3 separate regions of the Homo sapiens genome follow, and regions 1 and 2 are each linked to region 3. Evidence: chromatin loops called from intact Hi-C (ENCODE). Cell type or tissue: adrenal gland. All regions are shown on one strand. Each heading gives the region's core, and the rest is flanking DNA. Links, peaks and the distances in the headings are about the cores only. Region 1 has its middle 38 kb from the start of SPMIP5. Region 2 overlaps HSPA12A (heat shock protein family A (Hsp70) member 12A). Region 3 has its middle 39 kb from the start of MIR9851.

The links. Hi-C counts contacts between places; a loop is a spot of excess contacts. Peaks named below come from ENCODE experiments on the same cell type or tissue, not always from the same donor. Only the 100,000 strongest peaks of a DNase experiment are listed, where the experiment ranks them.
Region 1: a loop joins it to region 3, with 5 times the contacts of the local background. A loop is called at or near these places in 23 of 110 quality-filtered maps.
Region 2: it touches region 3 in a loop (8-fold over the local background); 103 of 110 quality-filtered maps call a loop at or near these places.

What each region holds. Positions count from the first base shown.
Region 1 is chr10:116,626,146-116,637,084 of GRCh38, forward strand. It overlaps the pseudogene PNLIPRP2. Among named protein-coding and RNA genes, the nearest start is that of SPMIP5, 38 kb to the right of the region's middle. RefSeq lists an enhancer at 7,994-9,193. In adrenal gland, for the core only: no CTCF peak of the experiment used is centred there; no DNase peak of the experiment used is centred there.
Region 2 is chr10:116,677,233-116,688,171 of GRCh38, forward strand. It overlaps HSPA12A (heat shock protein family A (Hsp70) member 12A), which reads right to left. Exons shown (of 12, transcript NM_025015.3): 7 at 6,559-6,730; 8 at 4,559-4,645; 9 at 3,920-4,024; 10 at 2,271-2,529. Among named protein-coding and RNA genes, the nearest start is that of HSPA12A-AS1, 13 kb to the left of the region's middle. RefSeq lists enhancers at 5,090-5,591, 5,592-6,091. In adrenal gland, for the core only: a CTCF peak has its summit at 5,262 (motif pointing right); a DNase peak (open chromatin) is centred at 5,279.
Region 3 is chr10:116,783,563-116,794,501 of GRCh38, forward strand. It overlaps a transcript of HSPA12A not described here. Among named protein-coding and RNA genes, the nearest start is that of MIR9851, 39 kb to the right of the region's middle. RefSeq lists a silencer at 1,236-1,402. In adrenal gland, for the core only: a CTCF peak has its summit at 4,679 (motif pointing left); a DNase peak (open chromatin) is centred at 4,649; H3K4me3 peaks cover 570 bases; H3K27ac peaks cover 427 bases.

The DNA.
Region 1 (10,939 bases), core at 5,107-7,606, 160 kb before region 3:
TTTCCCTTAGACTGGGAAAAGAAATACTTCAGAGAGAGATGGGTCCTTTTTAAAACCACCGAGGAAAGCCCAGTTCCAAAGGGCATCCATTACCAAGCTCTCTCTACCTACCAATTTCTAGCCAACAATCTCCTATGAGGCTGAAGACACCCAGAGTTCAGTCAAAAAGTCTCGAGGTGGAGACTGCAGCAAACTGCTGGGCATTTATCCCTGAGGACTTATGTAAAACCCCTTTGTGATGTTAAAAACACTTAAATTTTACCCTCTAAAGCACCGCTATCCAATAGAATGTTCTGCAGTGATGAAGGTGTTCTATATATGCACTGTCCAAATCAGAAGCCACTGGCCACATAAGTTATTCAGCACTTGAAATGTGGCTGGTGCAAACGAGGAGCTGAATTTGACATGTTATTGAGTAGTAGTAGTCTGCTCACACCTGATTTAGTAAGTGGTCTTTTTAACCTGGTTGTGTTCCTAACGATGTGTGAGACCTCAGACACGTCACTCACCCATTCCAGGGTTCAGTTTCCATATCTGTTAAGCGGGTACTAGCATGTCCAGTCCATAGCACTGCAGTGAGGGTGACGTTATGGCAGGTATAAGAACATCAAAGCTCTGGCATGGGCTAGGTGTTTGACAGACGTGAATGCCTATCTCTGGGGTGTGCACCTGGGGGCTGTTTATAAATTGATTTCTCTCCCTTGTTTGTCTTCCCCAGAAAATGTTTGAAGTGGAGAAGGTGAACTGCATCTGTGTGGACTGGAGGCACGGGTCCCGGGCAATGTACACCCAAGCCGTGCAAAACATTCGGGTTGTTGGGGCGGAGACAGCTTTCTTAATACAAGCACTGTCGGTAAAACCCTGCCTGGGCCCTGTCCTGTGGGTAGGGGTCAGAGAGGGGCAGGGAGGTACCACGTGGCATGGAGAGGCAGCCTGGGGACCCGTGGGCATGGGTAGGGGCCGGCAGCTAGTAGCCCAGATTGCAATCAAGAAGGGCAATTCCCAAGATGAAGCTCTGCAACCTTCCTCTTTGCCTGCTGTCCTGAAGACACCTTGCCCTATCACTGTCTAGCTGTGGGGCCTGAGGCAAACTAAGCCTTGGTTTCCCCTTTTGAAATAGACCTTCCTTGCAGGCTGTTCTGCAAGGGTCAGAGAGCAGGCTGGGCTGCCCCGCAGCTCCCAGTGCAGAAGATGAGTTTTCATCCTTCGCCAGCCCACGAGGGAAGGCCCTGGACCTTTCTGCAGGATCTATCGGGAGGGGGCGGGGGGAGCCAGAGATAGGGCCCACTCTACCCGTGCTTGCCCAGACAGGCCATACCCCTGGCAGGGACGAGGAAAGGGAGCTGGGGGTGGGGCAGTCCCGGGCGGCAGGCCGTGTGCCACGCCCGCCCAGGTGGCCTGCAGTTGGCGTGGTGGCCGCTGGTCAGCACTGTTGCCCCGCGCACGAGCCGGCCTGCGGGACTCGCAGGCTGCAAATAGGAAGCGGGGTCGCCCTGCCCCAGGCGGCGTGCTCGAGCCCGGGTCCTGCCCCCATCCCTGGCAGGGCCCGGCGCCCCGCTCTCAGACCAGCGGGTCCCCACGCGGTGCTGTGGGACCTGACACGCTATCCCTCCGCAGACGCAGCTAGGGTACAGCCTTGAGGACGTGCATGTCATCGGCCACAGCCTGGGCGCGCACACGGCCGCGGAGGCGGGCAGGAGGCTGGGGGGCCGCGTGGGCAGGATCACAGGTAGGGGTCGCGGGGCCCCGGGCCGGAGTCCCAGGCCCCCGGGTGCGCACCTCGGAAGCCTCGGCCAGCGCCTTTCCGACGGCGAAGGGCGCCCCTGATGGTCCTCCTGGGGACCCGATTTTTTGTGATGACCGGCCTTAAATTTAAAAATAATTTTCCATAATGTGTATTAGAAAATAGATAATTAAAAATAAAAATGCATTCATTTTTTAAAACAAAGGCTGGGCCACTGGCTCACACCTGTAATCCCAGCACTTTTGTAGGCTGAGGCGAGAGAATCGCTTGAGGCCAGGAGTTCAAGACCAGTTTGGCAACATGGTGAAACCTTGTCTCTATAAAAAATTTTTAAAGTTGGCCAGGGGTGATGGCTCTGCCTGTAGTCCCAGCTACTCGAAAGGCCCAGGTGGGAGGACTGCTTGAGCCTAGGTGTTCCAGGCTGCAGGGAGCTGTGATAGCTCCACTGCACTCCACCCTGGGTAATAAAGGGAGACTGTATCTCAAAAAAAAAAAAAGAGAAAGGAGGAAAGAAAAGAAGGAAAGGAGGCAAGGAAAGAAAGAAAGAAAGAGAGAGAGAGAGAGAGAGGGAGGGAGGGGAGGGAAGGAGAAAAGTGAGGCCGGGCGCAGTGGCTCACGCCTGTAATCCCAGCACTTTGGGAGGCCGAGGTGGGTGGATCACGAGGTCAGGAGATCCAGACCATCCTGGCTAACAAGGTGAAACCCTGTCTCTACTAAAAATACAAAAAATTAGCCGGGTGTGGTGGGGGGCACCTGTAGTCCCAGCTACTCGAGAGGCTGAGGCAGGAGAATGGCATGAACCCGGAAGGCGGAGCTTGCAGTGAGCGGAGACCGTGCCACTGCACTCCAGCCTGGGCGACAGAGCGAGACTCCACCTCAAAAAACAAAAAAAAAAAAAAAAAAAAAAAAAAAGAAAGAAAGAAAAGAAAAGGAGAAAGATTTAACTAGCACATTAAATCCATGACTTAAGAGCTATTATTTTCAGAGTATGGCAAAGTAAAAGAAAAAATGTGAGATGGTTTTAAAAATTCGTCAGTTCCACGTAATTGTTTGAATGTCTCTACTGCGCCAGGCAAAGACAGAAAATGCAAATGCACACTGAGACCTGCCATATAGAAGGCGCTCAGTAAATACTGAATGAATGAATGAAGCACTAAACTGAATGCATATAAGGCAAAGACACAAATAACTTAATTTTGTGCAGCCAAATCAGTTTGTAACTTCACCAAACAGTTCACATCAACATTTAATGAGCGTCCCTTTGCCCAAGGCACTGGGTGAAGGATGAGGGGGTATTGGTTTGTGTTTATGTAGAATTTTGCAGTTTGCAAAGTCCCTTCTCTTACATCTCTTCATGAGGGTTTCACAACGACTCTGTAAGGTAGGGGTTGTCATTATTCCTGCTTTCCCGATAAGGATACAGAAGCTCAGAGAGGGCAGACATTTGACCTGGAGTAGAACTAGGGCAAGAATACAGGCCACTGTGTGCCCCCTCCTCCCACGCTCTGTTTCTCTCTGAAGATGACCTGGGGACAGCATAATACAAAGTGGATGGAATGGGCTGAGAAAGGAGAGGGGTTAGATTTTCCATTTAACCATGAGGAGGTGGTGTGTGAGCTGGGTTTGGAGGAGAAAGATTTAGATAAAGGAAGAATGTGGGAAAGAGCACAGCAGGCTGGAGAATGGCGTGAGCCAAACAAAGGAGTAGATGCTAGCAGCTGGGTAAGGCCTGGGGTCTTGCAGTCTCTGAGAGCAGTGGCCAAATGGTAATGTGTGAGGACAAAAAGAAAAAGGGAAAGAAGGGGTGTACGGAGGCTACCCAGATCCTCCACGGAGCCAGGCACTGGGTATTTCTGAATGTTCATCCACAGGCAATGACCCCATTCCCAGCCTTTCTGTCCCAGACTCTCTCTCCCAGGCAGACCAAGAACTGCAGACCCAATCCCCAGAACCATAGCTGCTGGGGTAGGAGGAATCCTCATGCTTAGTCTGCCAGTACTGGCTTTAAATCCCAGTTCTTAAGAGTCCAGCCTGCCTACCTTCTCCCTTTCAGGGCTGGATCCAGCAGGGCCGTGCTTCCAGGATGAACCTGAGGAGGTTCGGTTGGATCCATCTGACGCCGTGTTTGTGGATGTGATTCACACAGATTCTTCTCCCATAGTTCCTTCCCTAGGTGAGTTCCTCAATCCCATCTCCTGCTGACCTGTGCTACAGCTAATGACATTGGGTCCAGATATCCCCTCTCACACATACATACACACACAGCAGGGGAGGCCATTTGAAATAGCTACAGGAATGGCTTGGGCACCAACCAGTCAAAATGGGTACCAGTCCCAAATAAATAGCTAGTTCAATGCCAGTGGAATCAGCGTGCAGCCCTGGGTTAAACAAAAACCCTTCTGTAGTCTATGAAAGGTTGTCAATCAATCTTCAAACTCTGCATCCTTCCCCAATCTACCAGTAACTAGTGGGGCAGATGTATTCATTCTTAAAACTTGACCTGTACTTGCAAAATACGAAGTTAATTTTTGAATATTTTTCTTACTTCTTCAGTCAAAGCTTTGGTTACACTTTGTTTTGTTGGCAACTTTATCCCATTCTTTAATTCTTCTAAAATCAGTGTTTTTTTTTCAATATTTTCTTATATAGCCACTCATGAAACTTGCCAATAAAGGGTATGTTTTTGATGATGATGATGATGATGTTATCACTTACTTAGTGTTTACCATGTGCTACACTGAACATTTTGCATACATTAGCTTGTCAATTCTGTAACACTCTAAAAAGTGGGCTTTATTACCACCATTTCATGGCTGAGGAACTGAGGCTCAATTAGGTTAAGTAATTGACCCAGATCACAAAATCTGTAAGTAAAACCAGGATTTGATCACGGGTTCATATGCTTTGAAAGCCAAAGAGCCTAGCCATATGCTACGGCTCACAATATAACAATATAATGTTATGTAGTCTCCACATAACAATATAATGTAGACATCAAAATTTTAAAATGAGTAAAGTAATACAAATTGCACCAGTCTTGATAGGTCTACTGGTGCATAATGGTAGCAGGGCATATCAATATGGTCCAAGACTCTCCGAGACACACAGATGCACATCCAAATGTATGTGTCTCACTCACCCAAAGCTCAGCCTCCCCCTCATCTCACTTCCTCTGCCCTCTCCTCCGTCCTCATCTTGCCAAGCACCCATCTTTGAGAACTTTCTGCAGAGCTAGAGGCAGTGGTAGCTGTGATAAAGGGAGAATTTGCCAAAAAGGGTCTTGCTGTGGCCACACCCTAACTTTGGCACCAGTCACCTCGCCGCTCATCTCTGCTTCAAATATTTTAGGTTTCGGAATGAGCCAAAAGGTGGGCCATCTGGATTTCTTTCCAAATGGAGGAAAGGAAATGCCCGGATGTAAGAAAAATGTCCTTTCAACCATTACTGATATTGATGGAATATGGGAAGGTATGTAAATTAAAGAAGTAAGACAGCAATTGCTCTGTTCGGGGAGAAAGCAGAATGCATGGTCTGGCCTTCATAATGCTGACATTTGCCACCGTTTATGGAGTGTTGTGAAAATGTGCCAGGCATTTTCACAGCAATGCAATGAGATAGTTACTCTGATTAGTTCCAGTTTGCAGATCCAAAAACTGAGGATCCGAAAAATTACATAACTCAATTGGGCGTGGTGGCTCATGCCTATAATCCCAGCACTTTGGGAGGCTGAGGTAGGCAGATCACTTGAGGTCAGGAGTTCAAGGACAGCCTGGCCAACATAGTGAAACCCCATCTCTACTAAAAACACAAAAATTAGTTGAATGTGATGGCATGCGCCTGTAGTCCTAGCTACTCAGGAGGCTAAGATATGAGAGTCACTTGAACCCAGGAGGTGGAGGTTGCGGTGAGCCGAGATAGCACCACTGCACCAGCCTGGGTGACGGAGTGAGACTGTCTCGAAATATATATATAAAAAAAGTTACATAGCTCATTCAAGGCCGCTCTATATCTAAGCCCAATTTCTAACTATAAAGCCCTGAGCTCATGCCCCAGCCTGTGTATCTCCCTGTTGTCGGCATCCTGGGACAGCGGCTTGGCTGGCATGTTGGCTCTGGCTTTGACCACCTATCCTACCTGCAGCACCTGCTCCTTGAAGAACTGCAGGACATAGGCCAAGATTTGAAGGCCTTGACTTGCTTGCTGGTTGCTGTTGTTGGGTGCTAGAAATGGAAGGGGACTTTGCTGAGAAGAAGACAAAGGAGGGATGTGCTCTGTGGGTTTGGGGTACACGTGTAGGAGGGGGAGGCCTGGAGGTCTGGGAGACCCATGGTGGCTGCTGGCCAGCTGTGTACATTTCTGTTCATCTGAGAGAGCACGGCCCATGCCCTGCCATTAGGCGACCTCATAGCCCCATCTGATTTGCTGCCCCTTGCTCTGGCCTTTTTTGATTCCTGTTGCCCCTCCCCTGACACCAGGCTTCACTCTCCTCCCTGAAAAGAGAGGTTTTGGGCCTGTGATAATTTTAGTCTATTTTTCTGAGCTGGGAGTTCCCCAAGGCCAAGGACTATGTTTTGCACATTTCAGACACTCCAGTACCCTGCTCAGGGCCTCATCCAAAGCAGGCACGAAATATACTTTTAAATTGAGTTGAGTAGCCTTGTGTGGCATTTTAATATTCCATGTGCTTAATGTCAAAGAGCAGAGTCGATAAAGCGATCGCCAGCATCCACCGGCAAATAAACGGAGCTTTTGCCCTCTCAGGTAACTCCTGGGGAGATGTGACCATTCCAGGCTCCCTGAAAGCACACCAGAGTCACAATAATAGCTGCCCCCTCCCACAAACGATGAGCAAGGCACACATAATAGGAACGAGTCCAGGTTTAATTAGAGAAGCAATGTCGAGTGAACAAGCCCATGAGCACTGGAGTGTGTTTCTATTGTGTCAAGCTCCGAGTCATCCAGGCAGTGGGCACTGAGGAATAATTAAATCCACTTTCTCCTCCATTATGGGGTCCCAGGGCAGCAATTTTGGATGAAAGAAACAATTAAGTTTGAAACAGGTTCTGTTGTCCAGTGATGAGCACCAGTGTGGGCACAGGGAACGTGGCTTCAGCTAGAAGTCGCTGGGCCGAGGGCCGGGAGCCGTGGAGTACGAAGCCACCCTGGGCACAAAGGGAAGTGTTCCTTTCTCAGTGGGTGGCAATAAAGCCCCGCAGACCCCCCAGGAGTGGTCCGCAGGTGTGCCAGGGTCACTGTGCATTTCTCCATGGGAAGTTTTCTACCAAGTAGCCAGAGAAATGAAAAAACACCTTTCCGGACTTTTTCTAAAGAAAAGGATGATAAATAAAATGCAGTAAGAGAGTGGCCAGAGGCCATGGCCACCTTGCCATCACCGCTTTTACCTTGTGCCCTGCATAGCAAAGAGGAAGAATCAAAAAGCCTGGTTGATGGGGAAGGCCTGCCCGGTATGTCCTCACAGGGATCCTCACAGGGATAGGATGCGGTCTGCAGCAGCATTGGATGGGCCGGCATGGTAACTGTTTTTAAGATGGGGATGCGCTGCCTTCACTCACGCATGCGAAGGTTTTCAGGTAGAAGTGGAGATCCTGGCTTCTTATGAAAAAATCAGAGGACCAGGCGATTTGGGGCTTTGAACATGTGACACCTGGCTAGACTGTGTAGGGTTAGAGGGGCCCTTTTTACAGCTATTGCTATCTTCTCTTAGTCTCTCTCTCTCTCTCTGTATGTATGTGTATATATACATATATATACATATATACATATATGTATGTGTATATATACATATATACACACATATATATACATATATACATATATAGTATGTGTATATATACATATATACACATATATAGTATGTGTATATATACATATATACACATATATAGTATGTGTATATATACATATATACACATATATAGTATGTGTATATATACATATATACACATATATAGTATGTGTATATATACGTATATACACATATATGTATGTGTATATACGTATATACACATATATAGTATGTGTATATACGTATATACACATATATAGTATGTGTATATACATATATACATATATAGTATGTATATATATACATATATACATATATGTGTGTGTATATATATACATATATACATATATATGTGTGTGTATATATATACATACACACACTTGTATATATCATAGCGTATGTGTGTATATATACTATATATATACACACACACGTATACCCTCTCTATGTCTCTCTCCTCTGTCTCTGCATCTCTCCTCTGTCTATCTATCCTCTCTCTCTGTCTTTCTGAATCTCTCTCTTTCTCATCACTATCTCTTTTTGTGTTTCTTTTTCTCTCTCCATTTCTCTCTCTGTCTCTGTCTCTCTGTCTCCCCCTCCACCGGCTCTCTGTCCCTCTCTGACTCTCTGTCTCTCTCTCTCCCCCCACCAACTCTCTGTCTCTCTCTGATGCTCTCTCTTTCTCTCCCCCTCAACTCTCTCTATCTCTCTCTGACTCTCTGTCTCTGTCTCTCTCTCTTCCCTTACCAACTCTCTGTCTCTCTCTCCCCCACCGACTCTCTCGTCTCTCTCTGACTCTCTCTCTCTCCCCCGACCAACTGCCTCTGTCTGCCTCTCTCTATCACTTTCTCTCTCTCTCTCTCTCCCTCACCACCCCACCCTATTCCCAGCCCCCAGCCCTCCTCATTCATTTGTGTTACATGCCTGGCCCCTGGAAGAGTGGACAAAGGTGCTTGTCAGGACATGTCACTCCTCCACAGTCACCTAGCCCTGAGTAGGTCCCTGCTCAGCAAATGCCCCAAGATATTCAGGAGCCGACACCCATCGGTGAAATGTGCAGGTGATTCTTCCTTAGTCAGAATGAGTTGTTCACACTTAAAAGTGAAAGGCCTCCTTTGAGCTCCCGGGACCTTTGTTTTTTTCAGGAATTGGTGGCTTTGTGTCTTGCAATCACCTAAGAAGCTTCGAGTATTACTCAAGCAGCGTCCTCAACCCTGATGGCTTCCTGGGCTATCCCTGTGCCTCCTACGATGAGTTTCAGGAGGTAGGTTACCCCAGGAGGCTGAGGAAGATGTTGCTGGCCCTGTTTGGGGTGTTTTTGTGTTCCTGTGGCTTAGAACAGAAGAAAGAGATGTAACTCTGCAACTAATGCAGGGAGGTAATGGAAATTCTGCACCTCACAAAGCCATCTTCCCCCAGGCAGCAGGGTGGGCTGGAGGGGGAAGGCACAGACCTGACTGTGCTGGGCCCTTACTAGGGTCCCCAGTTGTTCATTTAGAAAAATTTCCAATTTGCAAAGAAGGTGAAAGAAGAATAATGATGAATACTGTACACCTGTCACTTAGATGCACCAGTTGCTAATATTTTATATATGTGTGTGTATGTATACTTTTTCTAAATTATGTGAAAGTAAATTAAAGACATTATGACATGTTACTTATAAAAACTTTAGCCTCCATCTCTTAAAAACAAGATCCTTCTCCTATAGAATAACATTCAAGAAATGTATCTTTGATACACTAATATTTTCTAATATATAGTACATATTCAAGCTTCTCCAGTTATCCAAATAATGCCCTCTAGAGCTGTATCTGTTTGCCTGCCTTCTTTCTTTCCTTCCCTTCTTCTTCTTTTTTTTTTTTTTTTTTTTCGCATTGCAATTATTTTGTTGTCTCTTTAGTCACCTTTAGTCAAGAACAGCTTCCCATTTTTTCTTGGTCTTTGAAGACTTGCCAGTTATGAGGCTTTCAGACCAGGTATTTGGCAGGATATCTCACTCTCTGAAATTGTTTGATTTTTTAGGCGGTGCTTCAGTGAGTAATAGCAGGTCCTTCTCAGTGTATTACAACTAAAGAGATTCATTTAATGTTCACTTATTATTTGATGACATAAATTCATTCATTATTTGATGACTTAAACTTTAATTACTTGGTTAAGATGTTTAAACTCACATTTTGTCCTTTCAAAACTAATTTTAACCTTGACATTCTTGGGTTGAACTGAGGTCAAAAGGACATCGTATTTGATCTCCAAGGTCTGTGAGTGTTCAGTGAGAAGGCTTCACTGTGCTAGTTCTTGTTGGGTCATGGATAACAACATGGCCTCCAGTATTTGTCTGATTCCTACCAAATCACAAAACAGCTCTACACATCATGCATTTTGGATGTGGCATGAGGTCAAAAAGCAGAGGACAATGACACTGTGGCATAAAGCAATCAAATCCCTGATTCAAAGACAGCAAGTTGCCTCCTCTGCGCCTAATTAAAGAACTATCATTTGAGAAGCAACAAATAAGAATCAACAAGTCTGGAGAAATAATTCACATTAAAGTGAAAATGGTCCTGGACCTTCCCTTCCTCACTTCTTTTGAAATAACTTGCCATCTCTCCCACTTCTCCCTACATATATTATATTTCATACCCCATTCATATTTTAATTTTACTGCTTCCTGGATATGACTTGTTTTCCCAACTATATTCCAAGTTTTTGAGGCACTTATTTGGATACTCTGCAGGGCCTAGCACAGTTCTATGCACAATTCCAAGGGTGGAAGCATGGATGCATGGGTGCATGGGTAGATAGATGCAGGAGTGCATGAGTCAGTGGGTAGATGAGAGAATGGATGGACACATGGATGCATGGGTGCATGGGTAGATAGATGCAGGAATGGATGGATTAGTGGATAGGTATGAGAATGGATGGATGGGTAGATGAAAGGATGGATAAGGGATGGATGAGTAGATGGATGGTTGCATAGGTAAATGAAAGGTGGATGGTTGGGTGGGTGATGGGTAGATAGGTAGATAGACATAGGAAGGAAGCTGAATTGATTGACTAACAGACAAATTATGGTTTTTTTTTTCCACTAGAGTAAGTGTTTCCCTTGTCCAGCTGAAGGATGCCCCAAAATGGGGCACTATGCTGACCAATTTAAGGGGAAAACAAGTGCTGTGGAACAAACCTTTTTCCTGAACACAGGAGAGAGTGGTAACTTTACTAGTAAGTTTCCATTTTACTCACTTCAAATTCTTGCGAATAATTTTCAAAAGTGTGCCAACCTTATTAGTCAGTATCCTTGGTAACAATGGATAGAAACTTAACTACAACAAGCTTAAGTTGTAATGAAAGGACAGTGAAATGGAATTTGTGTTGGGTCTCACCCCTTTAAC
Region 2 (10,939 bases), core at 3,936-6,435, 110 kb before region 3:
CTAAGCAAATGCCAGGGACTGTGTATTCCCCAAACCCACAGGGCGTGCCCCTCCTGTTCTCAGAGGCCAAGCAAATGGCGCCTCTGTCCCTGATGCAAAGTGCACACCAGCAGCTTCCCAGGAACATGTTCTAGATGCTGGACGGGAATCTAGAACATGTTGGTAAGGAATCCTTTCCATGGCGTAGGCCAAAGGACAATGTGGTGTGGTATGGAATGACCCCATGGCTGGCTGCAGCCTGTTTCTTAGTGGGAGGGTTGACAGGCCCCAGAACTGTGCAGGTAGGTCTTGGGATTCCAAACAGAGGACAGGTGCCCTCTGTGGGGGACTAACGGGGCAGAGAACATCAGCCCAGTAAGAGGGTCCAGACTGGCCCTGCTCCAAGGGCAAGAAGACCTGACATGAAATCTGCTTTCACTTCCACTAAAAGGAACCAGGGCTTCTTAGGGAAATGGCCAATTCCAGGCCTGGGGTAGGGAATGTACAAGATGAGCCAAGAGTGTCTTCACATACAAGGAGGCAAAGACACTGTCAACCACCACAAATGTCATGTCAAAGGGATTCAGAGCCAACGTGAGAAGGCTCCTACTGGCCGAGATGGGACAGTGTGGGTGTCAATAAGGATAGAATTGCCATTGTTTAAAATACATCAAATATGCTTAAATCCTCAAATTCCTAATGATACTCCCCCTCATGCCCTCACAAAAGGAAAAATTCATTAGCTACTTTGGCGGATACTAGGAAATTGATTCTTTTTTTTTTTTTAACTCATAAATGGAGGTTGAAACCCAACCTATTTATCCTGTCTTCCCTAAGTGAGCTGTAGTTCAGGGCAACCAAACCACTGAGGAGCCAAGTTTCTCTCTCTAGGAGTATTCTAGCTAAATAAATGAGGAAGGAGTGATGGACCAAGATGGTGGCCATGGAGCCACCCCTAATGCATTAGTGGACCAGGCAATAATCATCAATGGCTGCTAATATCACAAAAGGAGAGACAGGCAGACATTTCGTGTCCCCTGATGGGATGCAGTAGGAGGAACCACCACCCGTAAGGCAGATATGCCAAAGATTCAAACTTGAATCTGATTAAACCTCTAAGTCCATCTGCCAACTTGCAAAAAAAAAAAAAAAAAAAAAAAAGGCTATGGGATAGAACCTGCTGTGTAACACCACGGACGTGAGATGAGCAAAGCCCAGATGATAGGAAACTCCAATCTAAGGACAAACTACTAGTTTTGCCATCTAATAAATTGTGAAGGAAAAACCAGGAGGGGAACCTGTACATTAGTGGGACTCGAGGGGCGTATCAGATAGCTGCTATGTAGAGCCCTCATTTGGATGTTGGTACAAAGTGAAAAAAAAAAAAAAAAAGACAAATGGAAAAATGTTAATGTTAATTAGATACTTGATAATATTGAGGAATTATTAATTGTTAAGTGTTATCGTGGTATTGTGGTTGTGATTTAAAACTTGTCTCCTTTAGAGGTACATACTGAAATAGATGAGATGCTAATTTCTAAGATTTGCTTTAAAATAATTGGATTTAGACTAGCCAGGACCTGACAGTTGTTGAAGCTGGACAATGGGGTATTTTACAGGATAAATGTTTGACATGTTCCCTTACAAAAGGATTATTAGAAAAAGGTAATTATGAAATATGATAGATAGGTAAATCTGTCTGTAGTCATCATTTCATGATGGATATTATATATATAAATTTAAAATGTTTAAGAATATTAGAAATCTATTATTTTTATCTTTTTTTTTAAATTCGGCTTTAAACCGTCTTCTAAATATATTCATTTTGCAACAAGCTGAGACACAAAATCAGTCAAGGGACTCAGAGTGGCAAGAAACCTACATTCCCATTGGATTAATTCCACAAATATTTATTGAGCACCTACTGCATACCAGGTTCTCTTCTAGACACTGGGGATATGGCAGGGGCCAAAACTAAACTTCGCTGCTTTCATAGTTCCTCTGTTTTTAGCAAACACATAGATAATACTTGCCAGGTCCCAGGCATTGTTCTAAGCACCCAACATGTATGAATTCATTGCATTCTCACAACAACCCTTGGAGTTACATAGAATTATTATCCCCATTTTCCATGTGAAAAAAACTGAGGGAAGAGAAGTTGAGTCCCTTGCCCAAGGTCATACAGCAAGTGTGTAGGATTGGAACCCGAAGTCCACACTTCGCTCCTCTCTCCCATCAGCACGATCCACCCGCTAGAATGTCCAGAGCCCGAGGTGATGAGCCCAACTCACTTGCTTTTCCGCAAGGCGTGCTCCACACTGTGCCCGCGGAACTTCTTGTAGTAGTCAATGAAGGAGAAGGGCAGGGTGATGTTCAGCGGGTTAGTTCTGTCTGGGGCAGCCGCCCTTTTGCGAGACTCAAACGCAATCATTAAGTCAACCCAGGCTGCAGGGCGTTTGATTTTGAATTGTTCAATAAAATCCTCTCCAAATATTTTATACAGAAGTTTTTCGAACTCATAATCTACTCCTAAAGATCCATAGGGTCCGCCTGAATTGAGAACAAAAAGGGAGGCCATGGTGTTAAAAACCATTAGAAACCCAATCCAGACTCTGAGAAACAGGCCCACCTGTTCATCTCTGAGCCACTTAGCAATGGGACGGCAGCTATAAGTGTTTACTTACACTTCAGAACCCTGCGCTGCTTCTCATTCCATGTGGAGAAGCTTTTCCCTACAGAAATCTCTTGTCAACAATCTTTACTTTATTATTTTATTTTTGTGTTTTCTTTTTTTTGAGACAAAGTTTTCACCCTTGTTGCCCAGGCTGGAGTGCAGTGGCACAATCTTGGCTCACTGCAATCTCCGCCTCCTGGGTTGAAGTGATTCTCCTGCTTCAGCCTCCCGAGTAGCTGAGATACAGGCACGCACCACCATGCCCGGCTAATTTTTGTATTTTTAGTAGAGATGGGATTTTGCCATGTTGGCCAGGCTGGTCTCAAACTCCTGACCTCAGGTGATCCACCTGCCTTGGCCTCTCAAAGTTCTGGGATTACAGGCATGAGCCACCACTCCCAGCCAACAATCTATTTTAAATCAATTACATTTTTTAAAAAATCAATAATTTTATCTAACTAGGACCATTATGGTATTCCAATCCAAGACATCCAAGGGCGGGGGCTGGAAAATCAGCAGGCCTGGTCTAGTCCCTGTGTGATCCTCTAATTACTTATTATCCTTTCCCCTCCAACCTCCCAAAAGGGAAACAGCATGTTCTTTGGTTTAGCAATCTTTTTTTGAGAGTCTCGCTCTGTCACCCAAGTTGGAGTGCAGTGGCGCAATGTCTGCTCACTGCAACCTCTGCCTCCTGGGTTCAAGCAATTCTCCTGCCTCAGCCACCTGAGTAGCTGGGGCTACAGGTGTGCACCACCACGCCCAGCTAATTTTTGTATTTTTAGTAGAGACAGGGTTTCATCATGTTGGCCATGCTGGTCTCCAACTCCTGACCTCAAGTGATCTGCCTGCTTGGCCTCCCAAAGTGCTGGGATTACAGGCGTGAGCCACCGCACTTGGCCAATGGTTTGGCAATCTTGATCCAAGACAAGGTGAGGCCTCCCTAGAAAGTTCACCTTAGCACGGTCATGGGCAACATCAAGTTGCAATCTCATCCTTTCGGAATTTTCAGAAACCAGCGCCCTTGGCCAGGATCTGAAACAGGCTCGCTTTAGGCCAAAACCCAAGTTGTGGTGGTTTGTGTTTTAAAGAATGTTTAATTGCATTTTGCTTTCCAATTTCAAGCAGACATTAGTATCCTCCACCGCCTACGATCCCACATGTTAGTGGCATTCAAGAGAATAAAACTGAGAGTTATCTGAAACAAGTGAAAACAGAACTGCCTGGAATTGGCTCAGGAATAAGAAAATTAGCCCTGCAGGGCCTCACCTGTTGCTTTATACAGTTCCTTAAGGTGTCCCTCCGGTAACCGGATCTGATGGACTGTCAGGTCTACGGTGCCACCGCCACTGTCCACAACCACATACTTATCACCTGGCACAAAAACAGCCATCTTTTACACAGACTGTTTGCCAACCCCATCTGAAACAAGCTTGTGGGTGGTAACTAGGTAGACCCAGCTAAGTGCCCTCAAAACTTCTCATTAGCACAATGGTTTTGCTAATTAGCAGCTCTAGGAGTTAACCATGACCAAAGAGAATGCAATCTGCCCAGGAGGATGGTTAGACATGGACGATGGAGAACCCAGGTGAGTGAATCTAAGATTCACACATTGCTGCATACCTGGCACGTACTTAGTGGGCAGTTTCCTGCCACGTGAATAGTGAGTGCCCTAAAATCATCTGCGTTTCACCAAAGACTTACTCTGGAACTGATCAATTCCAATCCCTACCTGGTTTTACAACATGCAAAATTACAGCTCCCAAAAGAGCTCTCCCTGCATGAGTGGTCTTTAGAACCCACTGAGTTTGAACATTTTCCAAAAGTGCAAAAGGGACAAATGGGAATGGCTTTTCACGAGCAGCACAGGAAAATCCAGCAAGAGCAAAGGACATTGAAGGACGCTACCTTCCTCCAGCTCGGACCAGATTTCTCCTATGACATTCTCCACCAAAAAGGTCCGACTCTGCCGATTACGCCGTATGTGTTCCTTAGCTAGTGGCCGACAGAAAGAAAATGATGACGGGTAAGAAAGCATGAAAAAGCAGAGATCATTTGCAGTCAGTGAAGGCAATAGCATGAGGAGATTTAGGGATGGAACATTAGTGACATTTGACCAAAATAAGTCAATACGATGTCGGGAATCACAAAGCCAGCTCTTCCCAGAGAAAGTGATTTCCACCGGCCTTCCTCTATTCCTCGGCTTAGCCTGTGCCCAGCTGAAAAGCCCACCCTGATGAGATTCTCACAACAACCCTTGGAATTAGGTGGAATTATTATCCCCATTTTCCACGTGAAAAAAACTGAAAGAAGAGAATGTGGTCAAATGTGCGCCACTGCACTCCAACTTGGGTGACAGAGCGAGACTCTCAAATGAGACCTACCCTGGTCACATTTTTTGGAGAATGGGTTAATGAAATCGCCTAGTTTCCCGGCTTTGCTGCCCCAGGGAGGAAGCTATCTGCCAAACAGCCTGCAGTGCGCTCAGTTAAACAATTCCAAATCAAGGAATTTTGTCTGATACAAGGAATTTGGGGTGTGTTTTCCTAACATGCACCCTGGGTAAATAGACTGGGGGGGGGGGCCATTTCCTGACCCAGCTGAAGCCAATATGCATTGCGGCCACAAGGTGGCGCGTCTGGGCCTGGCAAACCCCTGTGCTGCCTTTTCCATGAACACAGGGACAACCTCCGCTCCTGCTGTGGCTTGAGGTGCTGAGTGGCGGAGACGCCTATGTGGCTATGAGAGGGCACAAATCATTGTCCCTATGTTCGGAGAAGGAAATCAGGTCAGGAAAGGTTAAGGGGCTTGCAGTTCCCACAATTTTTTTTTCTTTGAGACGGAGTCTCGCTCTGTCTCCCAGGCTGGAGTGCAGTGGTGCGATCTCGGCTCACTGCAAGCTCCGCCTCCCGGGTTCACGCCATTCTCCTGCCTCAGCCTCCCAAGTAGCTGGGACTACAGGCACCCGCCACCTCGCCCGGCTAATTTTTTTTTTTTTTTTTTTTTGTATTTTTAGTAGAGACGGGGTTTCACCGTGGTCTGGATTTCCTGACCTCGTGATCCGCCTGCCTCGGCCTCCCAAAGTGCTGGGATTACAGGTGTAAGCCACCACGCCCGGCCCCACAATTCTTTTCTTGCAGCCTGAAATTAACCCTTAGACCTTAGGCCCTCGTGCCTTTGAGATTTAACAACAGTGCCCGGCGCCACCCCCATAGTGCTCTCACTTAGCGCTCATATTGGTGCCTTGACCCTGACAGGGCGTGTCTGCAAACCCTATAGCCCTCGACACACCCACAGAGCCCTGGATACCAGGGAACCAAGTTCTGTGACCAAGGCTATGACCTACTTGCATTCAGGTAATTATTAAAGAGGAAAAGCTTTTTAAAATCGCCATCCTCAGTCTCCCTAAGGCGGTGCTCCTTCCCACAGCTAAGCGAGCGTCACCTAGGTCAGGAAAAGTCAGCCGGTTTCATCTGCATTTTAAACTCATCGCACATGAAGCAGACCCAATGAGTGACTCAGCAATAAATCAACAGTCTTAATGGAGAATTAATAACAGGCAATGGAATTAGATTAAGAATCTGTTAATACACAAGAAAGATTAAGAGCCTAGTACAATGTGAGGCCAATAACCGCTCTCAGGCTACCCTCAGATTCTTAGAGAGAAGCTCCCCGCCCCCAGACACTTGGTGGGTGATGAACCAGGGTAACCATGCCTCCATTTATGGGGGTCCTTGGAGGGGCCAGGTAGGGGGGCTGAGCAGAGAGGTGCTTAAAGCCCACCTCCTCCCGGAGTATCCTGATTCTTCATTATGGCACTAAGTGCCTTTAAAATCATCAGAGGGAGAGAGACATCCAGGGCTTGGGAAGGAAGGAGAGCAGGAGGGGGAGAGAGAGAGCAGAGGTACCCTGTGTAAACCCAGCTCCTACTGTGTCACTGCCGCTGTACCCATTGACGGCTGCCTTGCTGCTCAGCTCAATCATCTGGTGTAGCCGCAGCTTTCGGCAGTAGATAGAGGCTGCCTCAGGCTCCAAGGCAATGATGAGCTGCTCCGAGTTCTCGGGGGAGGCCAGGCCTGCCTGGAAGACAGAAACAGAGGCTGGGACCCAGGGCCCCCTGGGCCGGCCTGCTCCTAGGACACCCGTGCCTGGACTGACATCCCTAAGGAGGGCGCACTCGTGCTCTGCATCTGTGGGACATTCTCTACACAGTCCTCTGCAGAGCATAATGTCAGGGTGCCTCGGTACTGGGCCCCAAGCCAGATACCCAAACACCCCAGGGTGGCCAAAGAAAATGTATAGGCACCCTGGGGAAAACACCAGGTGCTCTGGCTGTGGGGCCTCTTGCACTTGGGGCCTCCTTGGCTCAGAGCTGAGCAGCACCATGGGGAGGAGCGGGGGGATTCCGGACTGCAGGAGGCACACGGGCTTCCATGCTCCAGTGGTGAAGGCATGGAGTTGCAGAGACCCTGAAACTTTCCAAACCATCACAGGGTGGAAGGCAGGTGATCTGTTCTCAGTTGTAATATACCACACGGTCTGACCAAATCGGAGCAAACCCCTATCTTTGGTGGCCTTGGAAACAGACCATGGCTGGGCCTCAGCAACACAAGCATTTGACTTTGCTATCTGGGTAACCGACCTGTTATCTCCAGAGCGCTAGGAGGGTTCCTGAGATTTGCCTACTGGGGGTGACAGATAAGCAGTGGCTCCAGGAGGAAGCCCCTCCTGGAATCCCATATAGTCCCTCATTTTCTAGAGTGCGGTTGAGTCAGCAAGAAGATATCTTATTCAAAGCCTCCACCCTTTAATAGTTTTATTATAGACATATATCACATATAGTAATAAATATTCCTTTAACAATCTGATCCCCAAGTTCTCATCTGTGGCTTCCATCTGCAAACATTTGGGGCCTTGGCCTGTAGTAGGCAGAAGTGCTTCTGCTCTGTGACATCTGACCAGTCCCAGTCACCACTCCTGTGGGCCTTCAGAAGGGCCAGCTCAAGAGGCCCTGGGACAACCCTTCTGAGGATGCTCAGAGAAACAGCATGGCTGGGCCTCTAACCAGGTCCCTGGCACCTCTCATGGCCTTGAGCTGCAGCGGGAGGCCCCACTTGCTTCTGGAAACCATTCAGGTACACGGGTGTCCTCAGTTGCCAGCCCGATGGACCACGGAAGAACACTTCATCCCTGCCACTGCCGTGGTGCTGACTTTTTGCCATTTCTTAGGAACCTTGGGATGCTGCCTTCATACCATGCCTACTGGGAGGAAGGCCTCAAGTTCTGTATCAGACCCCTGGGGTTTAGTGCATTCTTCTTGCAGACCAGGTTCAGAAGGTCTCCTAATGTCACACACTCACAAATAACTTCTCATCAGGCGAAGTCGGCCTCATCATGGGCAGAGGGGCTTGGGAGGTCCAATTACTGGGCAAGGAGGGAAGGGGATTTTCAGGTATTAAGAATGCAAAGTGGCCAGGCGTGGTGGCTCACACCTATAATCCCAGCACTTTGGGAGGCTGAGGCGGGCAGATCACCTGAGGTCTGGAGTTCGAGACCAGCCTGGCCAAGATGGTGAAACCCCGTCTCTACTAAAAAAAAAAAATAGCTGGGCATGGTGGGGGCAGTGCCTGTAATCCCAGCTACTCGGGAGGCTGAGGCAGGAGAAATGCTTGAACTTGGGAGGTGGAGGTTGCAGTGAGCCGAGATGGTGCCATTGTACCCCAGCCTGGGTGACAAGAGTGAAACTCCATCTCAAGAAAAAAAAAAAAAAAAGAATGCAAAGGACCTTCAGAGCTATTTATCAACTCCTTCACTTTATGTAGAAAGAGAGGGAGGGTGGCCCACTGTCCCAGTTTGCTCAGGATAGAGAGATTTCCTGGGATGTGAGACTTTCAGTGCTAAAACTGATACTACCAGCAGGCAGGTGACTGAACATCTTCACTCTGTAAATACCAAATGCCTCAAAATGGCAGAACCACATCTGGAAGGCTGACTTTATAAAACCAGATAAGAACCACCACTCTCGTGTCCTGCACTGTCCGTGGCGAACCCTCTTCCCATCACCTAGTACCCTCAGCTACGGCCAACCACCCGGGCAGCATCAATGCCTGTCAGCTCAGCCCATGGGTCAGAGAAGCTGGGTCTGCCCTTAGGTGACATCGGTCAACAGGGCCCTGACTCAGGTGCATGACAGGATTTCCCACTGCCCCCTATTCAAGCAAGTAAAAGTCCCCCCTCCCCAGCTTCACTCTCACAGGGTCACATTAGACATCCTTAGCACAAACATGGCTGGAGGTTAAAGTGAAAGAGGATGTGGCTCTCACACGTATGGTGCCCTCGGGAAAGGTGAAACCTCTGAGCCTGGATCCCAAGGGGTCGGGAGGAAGAAATCCCAAATAAGACCAAGAGGGGCCCCTTCCGAGGGACAGCTCCTGTGCTGATTCTTCCATCCTTGAGGTTGTGGAGTCAAGGACCTCCCAGGAGCATAGAAGGTCCAAGGGGGAAGCTTCCACAAAACGGGGTGAGGAAGAAGGGACAACTTGCTGCAAAGAAACTGCCAGGCCTGTATGTATACAATTCTCCTCCAAAGTTCAAACTTGAAAATAAACTGGGGATGGCAGTAGACCCATGAGTGGAGCCCAAGGAGTTGGTGTGAAGGAAGAAAGGCAAAGACCCAGACGCTACATTACGGTTACCATGTCCCACTGGGATGTCAGCCTGCCAGGTGGGACTTGTGGCAGTGAGGCCCCCACAGGGCCAGAAAAAGCAAGGTGGGCCTGGGCCACGGCAGCAGGGACAGGGATGGGAAGGGAGAAAGGGTGGCATAAGCTCCGCCCCTTGTCCCCTCTTCCCACACTGTAAGTCCCACTCCTCATCCCTCTTCCCACACCATAAGTTCCACCCCTCATCCCTCTTCCCACACCATAAGCTCCACCCCCACCCCTTCCCAAACCATAAGCTCCACCCCTCATCCCTCTTCCCACACCATAAGCTCCGCCCCTCATCCCTCTTCCCACACTGTAAGCTCTGCCCCCATCTCTCTACCCACACTACCCCTGAAATTCTGAGCAGGAACTCTGACTTAGATGGGAAATCTTTATATGGAAATTCAGATCCAGCAGTCTAGAGGGGTGAAGAGCCCTGGGTAAAATTCTACAACTCGAGGGCATCCGAGTGTGCCTGGTGTGCAACTGAAAATCCAGCAGAACTGTCCCCCGCCCAGGACACTCTCACATCCTGAAGACACTGAGGCTGCCCCAAGTCTGTGGAAAACAGCTTGGGCTGGCCACTCAGGGGAGACCTTTCATCTGTCCCTCTCCAGCTGGGCTGGCCTCAGCTCCACAGCAAAAGCTTTGGCCTGTTTCCATAGGGGGTTCCCCACTGTACCAAGATGAGGATGCAGGTGGGAAGCGAAGGTGAAGAGGACCCCACTCCTGAGCAGAGGAAAAGGCAAGGTCATGGGCCCAGGCAGTGTCTGGGAGGCCTCGGACAAAGTAACCACACTTCTTTGCTTGAACCAGCTCCTGTCCAGTGAGGGGCCGTGTCCTACCTGCAAACTCCCATGGAAGCCACAGTAGAGAGCTGAGGAGAGGTGAGAAGAGGCAGCGGACTCTGCACAAATTCAACCTCCCCAGGAGTCCCAGAACTGCTGTGGACTCCGAGAAAAGGAGGAAATGCTAAAGTATCGCCCAGGCTCTCAAAAACCCAGCTGTCTTTCTCTCTGGGCAGGAGGACTCAATGCTTTCAAGTGCAAGCTTTGTTTCTGCATTAACACTTGCAGCCACCCTCAACAGAAGCCCTCCACTTGGCAGCCCTCAGCAAACCTATGGGTCTGTTTGCCTGGGATCAGGCCAGGGTCAACTGCAACCACAGAACACTCTCCGTCTTTGCTAATTCTGCCTTCAGAGAAGGTGCCTCATGGTTACTACTCCCACGTGAGCCCTCCCTCCACTGGGGCCCCTGCCAAGCACTTAACATATTCCGTCTCCAGTCCTATACGCCAAGCTTGTCCAACCCATGGCCCACAGGCCACATTGTGGCCCAGGACGACTTTGGATGCAGCCCAACACAAATTTGTAAACTTTCTTAAAACATGATGAGTTTTTTTTTGCGATTTTTTTTTTAGCTCATCAGCTATCATTAGTGTTAGTGTATTTAATGTGTGACCCAGGACAATCCTTCTTCTTCCAATGTGGCCCACGGAAGCCAAAAGATTGGACACCCCTGTTATTAACGGTGCAGACATGTGTAGCCTCTCCTGCAGGATGGTGGATTTTCTAACAGCAACGC
Region 3 (10,939 bases), core at 3,628-6,127:
TCCACTCTCTCCCGCTAGCCAGGGTGAGTTTTGTAACACATAAACTGGGGCACATTCTTGCCCAGATCCAAATCCTCCAATGTTGTCTGTGATATAGTCTTAAGTGGGGGGAAAAAAGAGCAAGGAACAGAATGGTGTGTTAGTATACCACCATTTATGGGTATTTTTTGAGACAGAGTCTCACTCTCTTGCCCAGGCTGGAGTGCAATGGCTCACTGCAACCTCTGCCTCCCAGGTTCAAGCGATTCTCCTGCCTCAGCTTCCCGAGTAGCTGGGACTACAGGCATGTGCCACCACGCCCAGCTACTTTTTTGTATTTTTAGTAGAGACAGGGTTTCACCATGTTGGCCAGTACGGTCTTGAACTCTTGACCTCCAGTGATCCACCCACCTCAGCTTCCCAAAGTGCTAGGATTACAGGTATGAGCCACCATGCCCAGCCCATTTATGGTTTTTAAAATTACATAATTACATCTATTTTTTTCTTATGTATCCAAAAGATCTCACTGGAAGGACACATCAGGACCTGGTTGCAGTGTTGACCTCTTAGGGAACCAGATGGCTAAGTGGGACAGCCATGACTGGCCATGTGCTTGCCAATCCCATTTCCTCTTCCTGGACACACAAAAGTCACATTTCCCAGCTTCCCTTGTGGCTAGGCTGGGGCCTTGTGACTTGCTCTGGCCAATGGGCAGTGGCTGGGGTGATGCATGTCTCTCCAAGGCAGGCCGCTCCTGACCTAGGTGGCCCCTTGCCCTGCAAGTGGCAGCGCAGGGTCTTTGAGCACTTTCCAAAGTCCATTGCCTGATTTCTCTGTTCTGCAGAGCATTTTTCACATCCTGGTCACTTTCTCGTTTATTGGTTTATCTTCCTATTAGCGTGTAAGCTCCACTAGAGCAAGAAGTTCATCTGTCCTGTTCATTTCAGTAAGCCTAGCACTTAGAGTGGTACCTGGACTCTGTAGGTGCTCAATAAAGGTTTGTTGAGGGAATGAATGAATGAATGAATGGATGAGTGCAGGAATGAGTGAATGCCTTTAAGATTGGCTTATGATTGACATTTATGAAGTTGTCTGCCTAGCGTCCCTTTAGCAAGAGTTGCTCCTTCCCGTTCCCTCCACGTGTTGCCCTTGCAGTTGGGGACTTGTGCTTCCGGCCCCAGCTGACTGGCTGAGGAATGAGTCCCTGGCTGAGCTGGGTCAATGAATCCCTTCCCTGGGATCTTTGGACTAGATGGGATAAATAGAAATCAACATAGACAGAGCCTCTCCGTCTGGGGTTGAGCCTGTAACGCTAACCTCGGAGCTGTCAGTCTGGGCTGGAGATGCTGAGGGCACGTGTCTACAACAGCAGACAGGGAGGCAGCTGCTCCTAGGCAGGAGCCAACAGGAGAAACCAGAGAGGCCCCAGTCCTGCTGGTTCTAGGCCCTGCTGTGTTCCTCTTTTCTTGGCATCATGAAGCACCTCAGGCCCTAATAACAAGTTGAGGACCAACAAGAGGCTCTGGAGCTTGGATTCCAGAGGAGACATTTCCCAGCCTTTGGGAGGGGCGTCCTGGAAACCCTCATTGTGCCCTGCTCTGAGATGGCTTTGGGGCTTGACCCCTGCATGTCCACTCTCAGATTCCTTTCCTCCCCCTCCCACCCACCGCCACCATCATTCAAATGTCCAAAGCCTCAGGTAGTGGGAAGGAGGAGTATGAATTCTGGAACACAGGCAAGGACTGATGTCTTGTTCGGGAACGTTCTGGCCACCACAGCCTAGTGCTGCTGTGGAGGAAGGAGGAACGGCCCCGACCCAGGCCTGCCAGTGGACATGGCAGCCCGGGGACAGAGATCAAGATGTGGGAGCTGAGAGCAGTCCTGGCCACCAGCAGAGCATGGCATCAGGGCATTGTGACAGAAATGTTCTTGCCTGACCCCAGCCCCAGGACGGCTGTCCCCCACCCAGATCCCCGCCTGCCTCCCTGGTTCTCCCTCTAAGCCTCCACCTCAATGCAGGGGTCAGCAGGTGCCCACTCATAAAGCCCAGCTCACTCCCCAGCCTTGGGGGAACGCACACTCGGGCTCTGCTGCCCACCGCATGCTGCTGTTCATGATCCCTCTCTCTTCCTCTCGGACAGACACACACACACTACCCCAAATATCCACCTGCCCTCTGAGCACTGGCATCTGCTGTCACCCCCTCCCTCCCAGGGAATGGTCTCAGCCATCCACCGGTTATCCCAGCCAGAAGCCAGGCACCCACTTGACTCTGCCTTTCCCCGCTGAGCCCTCCTGCCCCACTGCCCTAATACCGCAAGATTCCTCCTATTTCCCCCCCTCCCCTCACCTTAGACTGCAGGCCCACCCCATGGCCTACTCAGACTCTGCCTGAGTGGTCTAGCATCCTCCCCTGCTTACATCTCTTTGTGGCCCTGGGAGACATCCCGACTCCTGCACCCGTCATGAGGCCTTTGCTGATCTAACGCCCACCTGTGCACTGGGAATCTTTGTAGCTTCATGAGGTTCACCTATGAGGTTAGCGCCAGAGAAGCCCCACGTGGAGCCTCTCGGGTAATTACGCAGGAGATGGAGCGGGTTCTGCAGAAGAGACTCTCAGCAAATCTCAGCAGTGGGGTTGCATGGAAGGCAGGGCTCCCAGGGGCTGAGACACAGTGGTAAATACTTCTTAAAATAGACTGTTTATGTTATGGATCAAACTGAATTCCTAAGTTTAACTATATTTTTGGTAATTTGGTGGGGAAACAGGCTGCGCAGAACAACTCCGCCTTGCCCCTAGCCTGGGCTCAGGACTCTAGGGAGGTCTAGGGAGCAGCTCCAGGGCCTATGGCCCCTCAGGTAGAGGCACAGGTGCGTGTGTGCACATTTTCCTGAAAAAAAAAGAAAAAAAAGATCTAGTGCTTTTGTCAGAATCTCAAAGGGATCCATGATCTAAGAAATGTCTAAAGCATTGTTCTCACAGAAAAATGTTCGTTCTCATTTATAATTCAAGAAATGTACATTTAAATGGTATATTTTTCTCATCTGTCTCAGTGGCGTTCATCTGTAGCTGCCTATTAGAATCTCCTGGGGAATTATTTATTTATTTATTTATTGAGACAGAGTCTGGCTCTGTCACCCAGGCTGAAGTGCAGTGGCTCAATCTTGGCTCGCTGCAACCTCTGCCTCCCAGGTTCAAGCAATTCTCATGCCTCAGCCTCCTGAGTAGCTGGGATTACAGGTGCCCACCACCACGTCCAGCTAATTTTTGTATTTTTAGTAGAGACAGAGTTTTGCCATGTTGGCCAGACTGGTCTCGAACTCCTGACCTCAGGTGATCCACCTGCGTCAGCCTCTCATAGTGCTGGGATTACAGGTAGGAGCCACTGCACCCAGCCTCCTGGGGACATGTTTTAAGTGCCAATGCCCAATCACCTCCCGGACACACACACACACACACACACACATACACACACGCACGCACTCACACACACACGGTCAGATTCTGCTTTAATTGGTCTGGGATACTGTCGTGTTGGCATATTTAGAAAGCTCCCCAGGTCATTCTGACTGCAGTCAAGATTGAGAACCAGCAACCTGTCAGATCAACCAAGGGCAAAAACGTCCATGGGATCTCATGCATTCTGGGTGGGAGTGCGGCCTGGTTTAAAAGTCCTTTGCAGAGCAATCTGGAAATACCAAAGCTAGAAGGGCCTCTACCCTCTGACCAGCAATTCCACTCTTAATAATTTAGTCAACAGCAGCTCTTGCATTGGTGCTTAAAGCTGTGTATAGAGGATATTTACTGCCCACTGCTCCTAATAAGCACAAGATTGGAAAGTGCCCAAATGTCAAATCAAGCATGTCACATCCACATACTAGAATACTCTCTAGCCAGCAAAAAAAAAAAAAAAAAAAAAAACCACAGGCGCCTTCTGTGAAGTGATGTGGGAGGCTTTCAGCGTCATTGCTAAATGCAAACGAGAAACTGAGTGGAGGGTGTGGTTTTGAACGTACAGGCGTCTGTATTTTTATATGCATCTAGAATTTCTGGAAGGATATACTTTTCCAAAACCTCTTAACAATTATGGCCTTTGGGGAAGAAGTGGGGCTAGGGTGGGAGGCGGGGAGCTTAGTTTTCACTTGCTTCCCCCTTTTGTGTTGTTTGAATTGTTATTATTAATATGCACTGCTTTTTCCAAAAACTTCAGAAGGTGAAAAGAAGAGGAAAGAAGGGAAGAGAGTGCCTGGCAGCCGCTTGGCACAAGGACTAAGAAGTGGAGTGCCTGGTCATGGAGGGGTGCGAGTGAAGCCTCCAAACTGGCTTCAGCGTGGGGGCACCCTAAATCCCCTGGAATCAGGTCAGACTCTGAAGGTAGGAGTCTGCTTGGTCTATGGTGGAAGTTGGGGACAGTGACTTGGCCTGAGGGTCGGGGATAGGAGGGCTTCCAGGACGGCAGGGCGGGAGCTCTGCAAGCCAATCCCTCCCTCGTGCCACCTCCACGCAACGCCGTTAAATTCAGATGCTACGCTAAAAGCAGAGGAAGGAAAAATATCTGTGTCACAGCACCAACTGGAAACCAACGCGCGTACATCCTGTCTCTACTCTGGCCGAGCCGACCAAAGCACATCCTGCAAAATTCTAGACCCCCGCAAACGGCGGGAGGCGGCCGTGCGCACAACATCCTGCAAACGCCGCCCTCTGGTGGTGGAGCTGGTGAACTGCGCCCAGGTCCATAGGCGGGCCCACGCTTGAGTGTTCCAAACGGGAGAAGAAAAAAGTACCATTTAATACCGAAGCGAAAACAAGTACTCAGTAAGAAAAGCACAGATGCAAACGCAAAATTCATATTTTAAATATAGTTCGCAAACTGGTTCCCAACTAACTCTTCTCCCAAAATACAATAGCTTGTTTCTCCCCTTGCAAAATACATATTCTCATTCTAAAAAAACAATAATGAAAAGCACTAGGAAAAAGAGACACCTACAGTCACCAGGCTGTGATCTGTAGCTCTTGCTAGCATTTTGGTGAGTATCCTTCCAGACTCTATCAACACATACACAGAGATACATGCAAATGGATAGCAATGGGACTGTGCAACACACCCAATTTTGTAGCCTGATTTTTTTCTCTTAATTATATATTGTGGGTATCTGCACAATAATACATGCTACATCATCATTTTTAATATTTTCAATTGAAAAAGTTATACGTGTGAAAATATACCCACAGATAAACTCACATAAATGAGAGAAACTATCTATTAATAGCAAACTTGCTGAGTCAATTATGATATATCCATCTGGTAGAATTCTACGCAGCTATTTTTTTTTTTTTTTTTGAGACAGAGTTTTGCTCTGTCACCCAGGCTGGAGTGCAGTGGCAAGATCTCAGCTCACTGCAACCTCTACCTCCCGGGTTCAAGCAGTTCTCCCTGCCTCGGCCTCCTAGTAGCTGGGTCTATAGGCACCTGCCACAACGCCCAGCTGATTTTTGTATTTTTAGTGGAGACAAGGTTTCACCATGTTGGCCAGGCTGCTCTCGAACTCCTGACTTCAGGTGATCCACCCACCTTGGCCTCACAAAGTGCTGGGATTACAGGTGTGAGCCACCGCACCCAGCCACTATGCAGCTATTAATCTAATGCACTGGTGCTGCAATATGTCAAAGATATATCACATCGCAAAATAAAATTACATTACAAAATAATACGTATAGAAGTATCCTATTTTAGCTTACAAAAATATATTTATATACATATACCATTATATATGTATTGATATATAGACATATATAGATATATATGTATATGCCTGTGTCTGAGAAGAAAATGTTTCTTGAAGGATACTCCAGAAACTCTCTTAGGAAATAAGACTGGGAAATGAAGGATGAGTATAAGTTGTAGCTTTTACTTTCTCTCCCCTTATAAGATTTTTTAAAAATATTATCCTCTCGATGATAGAATTCTGAATCCTGAATGTGCTATGACTTAGCTGAATAATGCCCTGTTGGTGAACACTCAAGCTGCTTATACTTTTTCTGCCAGGAACAAAGCTACAGTGGTACCTTGGATGTAGTCACTGTGCACTTGTCTGATTATTCCTGCTGAGTAAATTCCTAGGCATGGAATTGAGGGTTCGTTTTTAAGGTGCATCATCCAGGATATTGACTATCAACACGTCGTAGAGTGAAGCTGACGTGACTGTTCAGTGCCCGTTTGCATTTCTGAAGGGCCTAATGTCTGCTTCTAGGTGAGGAGGGCATTATCTCTGGCCATGCTTCATATCCCTGGAAGCTCTCTCCAGACTACGGGTCAGGTTCACCGGATGCCCAGACGTCCCTCTTAAGGTCTTGCTTCCATTTATGGCTGCACCTCCACACCCACTGTCATCCTCACCCACCTCTGTCTATTCCCTCCACAGCAGCCAGTGAGAGCCTTCACCAGACCCTGCCCACGCTCCATCAGTAGCTTTGCTGCACACTGGAAATCAATCCAAGGTCCTCCCATGGCCCAGGAATCCCTGCATGGTATGGACCCTGATAATCTTTCTTTTTTTTTTTTTTTTTTTTTTTTTTTGAGACAGAGTCTCGCTCTGTCGCCCAGGCCGGACTGCAGTGGCGGGATCTCGGCTCACTGCAGGCTCCGCGCCCTGGGGGTTCACGCCATTCTCCTGCCTCAGCCTCCCAAGTAACTGGGACTACAGGCGCCCGCCACCTCACCCGGCTAATTTTTTGTATTTTTAGTAAAGACGGGGTTTCACCGTGTTAGCCAGGATGGTCTCTATCTCCTGACCTCGTGATCCGCCTGCCTCAGCCTCCCAAAGTGCTGGGATTACAGGTGTAAGCCACCACGCCCAGCCCCCTGATGACCTTTCTAACCTCACGTCTCCCTCCTCTTCCTGCCCTCAGCCCACTCATGCTGCACACTGGCCACCTTGCTGTTCCTGACGCTCCCCGAACATCCAGCCCCAGGGCCTTTGCACTTGCTGTTCCCTTTGCCTGGAATACTGATCCTCTACTCACAAGCCTCTTTCCCTGGCTTCATTCACAGCCCAGCTCAAATATTTCCTCCTTAGAGAAGCCTTCTGGCCCACCCTGCCTTAAAGGACACTCTCCATTCCCAGACCCCATCTCATTGTCTAGTTATCATTTTTTATTTTTTTATTGAGACAGAGTCTCACTCCGTCGCCCAGGCTGGAGTGCAGTGGCATGATCTTGGCTCACTGCAACCTTTGCCTCCCAGGTTCAAGCGATTCTCCTGTCTCAGCCTCCCAAGTAGCTGGAACTACAGGAGCGCACCACCACACACACCTAATTTTTGTATTTTTAGTAGAGACAGGGTTTCACCATGTTAGCCATGCTGGTCTCGAACTCCTGACCTCAAGTGATCCGCCCGCCTTGGCCTCCCAATGTGCTGGGATTAGAGGCATGAGCCACTGCACCTGGCCCGTCCAGTTATCTTTGTATTCATAGCCCTGGGATTGCATTCTAAATCTACGTGTTTATTTGCCTTTGATATTCTGCTTTCACTGAGTTACAAGCTGCACAGGAGCAGGAGACTGTCTGGCTAGTGCTGTGTCCCCAACACCCAGGACAGGCCTGGAATGTGCAGGCCCTCCCTCCACAAGTGTGTGCTGCTTGGATGAAGGAGAAGCTATTAACACAAGGATGTCTGAAGCTTGAAGAGCCTAGATAGGCCATTTCTCCCAACTGCTCCCAAAGGAGGTCAGATGTGTTTAAAGCATCTTTTCCATAGATGAAGCTTTATCAAGAAAATCTGACAGAACCTTTTCAATGCAACCATTTGGGAGAAAAATTGCAAATAGGTTATTATTCAGGAAAAATACCTTTCCTCCAAACCAGAGCAGCACATCCACCCAACATACTGGCTCCTTTAGAGAAAAGCAGAAAGGTTAATATCGCCCCGTCAGAGTAAAGCAGCCAATTAGTGCAATTGCAATTCAGAAGAAGAATAGAGGTTAATTGCTTGGAGTCCACATGTCTCAAATGCCTAATGCTATATCATTATTTTTTAGCTACATATTATTCATTTCATACACTTAAGAATTCTACCTTATTACTAATTAGTAATTCCTTATCCTTAAATTTTACCCAATTCAAGTTGTCATCATAGGGCCCTCCTCAGCCCCCATTTTCCCTAAGATGCAACTAAATTGTTGAGAAAAGGTTGGCATCTCCTATTCACTACCTCCCACCTCCAGCCCCTGCCAGCACCCCCGAGTTCACCTCTCCTCTTCCACGGGCATGTGGTTTCCCTGCCTGCAGAATCTTCCATCTCGGTAAACAGGCTTCACTCCTGCCTTGGGTGTTCTCAAGCATCTACTATGTCCCAGACAAAGTTCCAAGCTTATCGATTAGCTGGGCAAAAAGATGCCAATTCATCCTGCCCAGGTGTCTCTGTTCTCTTGAAGAGACCCACAGCTTGGCACCTTGGAAATGTTAACCCAACAGATCAGAATTTCCTGGGAATGTAATAATGATATCATTAATAATAATAATATAATAATAATGATGGCCATAAATACTTCTTGAACACTTTCAGGTCTCAGACACCATGCTCATGAACTTTACATGCATGATTTTAATCCATGGGAAGCCACGTACATGCATGTACGTTGATCACGTAAGCATGTGAGTGGGACAACCCCAAACCCAGCCCCAGTTCAGCATGGGCAACAAGAATGAAACTCGGTCTCAAAAAAAAAAAAAAAAAAAAAATTATCCATCAAGGAACAAGAATTGGGAAATGTGAAAGGAGGTTAAGAGACAAAGAGTTCGGAGTGAGAGGTTCTAGAAGGAAATGAAAGTAGATGAAGCAGAGGTAATATAAGAAGATATATGGGGGTGAGAACCTTCCAGAACTAATGATAACTATCAACCCCTGGATTCAAAACAAAATAAATCCAAAGCAAGAAAAAATAAAAATAAATCAGCTGGGCGCAGTAGCACATGCCCGTAATCCCAGCACTTTGGGAGGCCGAGGCAGGCAGACTGCTTGAGCTCAGGAGTTCAAGACCAGCCTGGGCAACTTTGCAAAACCTTGCATCTACAAAAAAAAAAAAAAAAAAAAAAAATTAGCCAGGCATGGTAGTGTGCACCTGTGGTCCCAGCTACTCAGGAGGCTGAGGTGGAAGGATCGCTTGAACCCAGGAAGTCAAAGCTACAGTGAGCCAAGATCGTGCCACTAACTGCACTCCAGCCTGGGTGACAGAGTAAGACCCTGTCTCAAAAAAGAAAAGAAAAGAAAGAAAAAGAAAGAAAGAAAGAAAAAGAAAAGAGAAAAGAAAAGAAAAAGAAAATCTATTCCTGAAACATCATACTGAAACTGATGACTAAAAAGACAAAGGGAAGATTTTAAATGCACTCAGAAAGAAAATATAGATAACCTCCAACAGAGCAACAGTTTGACAGCTGACTTTTTATTGGCAGGAATGGAAGTTAGAAGAATGGATGATTCATTTGATGTGCTGTGAGAAAAAATAACTGTCAACCTAGAATTCTATGCCCAGTGAAAATTCATTTCAAGAACAAGGTGAAATACAGACATTTTCAAAACAACAAAAACTACGAGAATTCTCCACTAGCAAACTACAATAAAGGAAACTCTAAAGGATGGATCCAAGTTTAAAGATCTAAAATGCAAAAGGAATAAAAAACACTAAATAAACATTAACTGCATAAAACAACAATGATAATGCCTTATGGAGTTAAAGAAAAACAAAACAGACTGGGCACAGTGGCTCACGCCTGTAATCCCAACATGTTGGGAGGCTGAGGCAGGTGAATGTCTTGAGCCCAGGAATTTAAGACCAGCCTAGGCAACATGACAAAACCCTGTCTCTACAAAAGATACAAGAATTAGCCAGGTATAGTGGTATGCACCTGTAGTACCAGCTATTCAGGAAGGTGGGGTGGGAGGACTGCTTGAACCTGGGAGCTTGAGGTTGCAGTAAGCCACGATCACACCACTGTTCTCTAACCTGGGTGACAGAGCAAGACCCTGTCCCCACTGAAAACAACAAACAAACAAAAAAAACCCACAGAATTAAAAGACATCACAACAATGGCATGCAAATCAAGAGAGGGAGAATGAAATAAAATTGTTCTGAGATCCTTGTACTATATAGAAGGAAGGTAAAAGCGTTACATTCATATCATAATTTCTAGGACAATCACTAAAATAATGGAAACAGAATATGTAACTTCCAACCTACTTAGAGGGGGAATATAAAATGAGAAAAAAAATCGAAAATATAATAAGAAAAGGAGAGAAAAAGAAAAACAGAAAGCATAAAATGAGATGGCACATAAAGTCCTAACATATCAATAATTACAATAAACATAAAGGGACCAGGCCGGGCACGGTGGCTCACGCCTGTAATCCCAGCACTTTGGAAGGCTGACGTGGGTGGATCACAAGGTCAGGAGATCAAGATCATCCTGGCTAATATGGTGAAACCCTGTCTCTACTAAAAAATACTAAAGAAAAATTAGCCAGGCGTGGTGGTGGGCGCCTGTAGTCCCAGCTATACTCGGGTGGCTGAGGCAGGAGAATGGCGTGAACCCGGGAGGTGGAGCTTGCAGTGAGCCGAGATCGCGCCACTGCACTCCAGTGACTCCTGGGTGACTGAGCAAGACTCCGTCTCAAAAAAATAAATAAATAAAAATAAAAATATAAAGGGACCAAATGCTCCTGGTAAAAGATAAAGAGTATCACATAAGATTTATTTTAAATCCAACTTTTTGCTATTAACAAGAATCCCAACAAAAACTTAAGGACATAGAAAGGTTGGAAGTAAGAGTGGGAAAAGGGCTACAAGGCAAGCAAGCAGAATATTAACAAACATGACTATATATTGGACCATAAAGCAACTCCCAACAAATTTCAAAGGACTGAACACATGCAGATCACATTCTTTGATCACAATTCATACATCA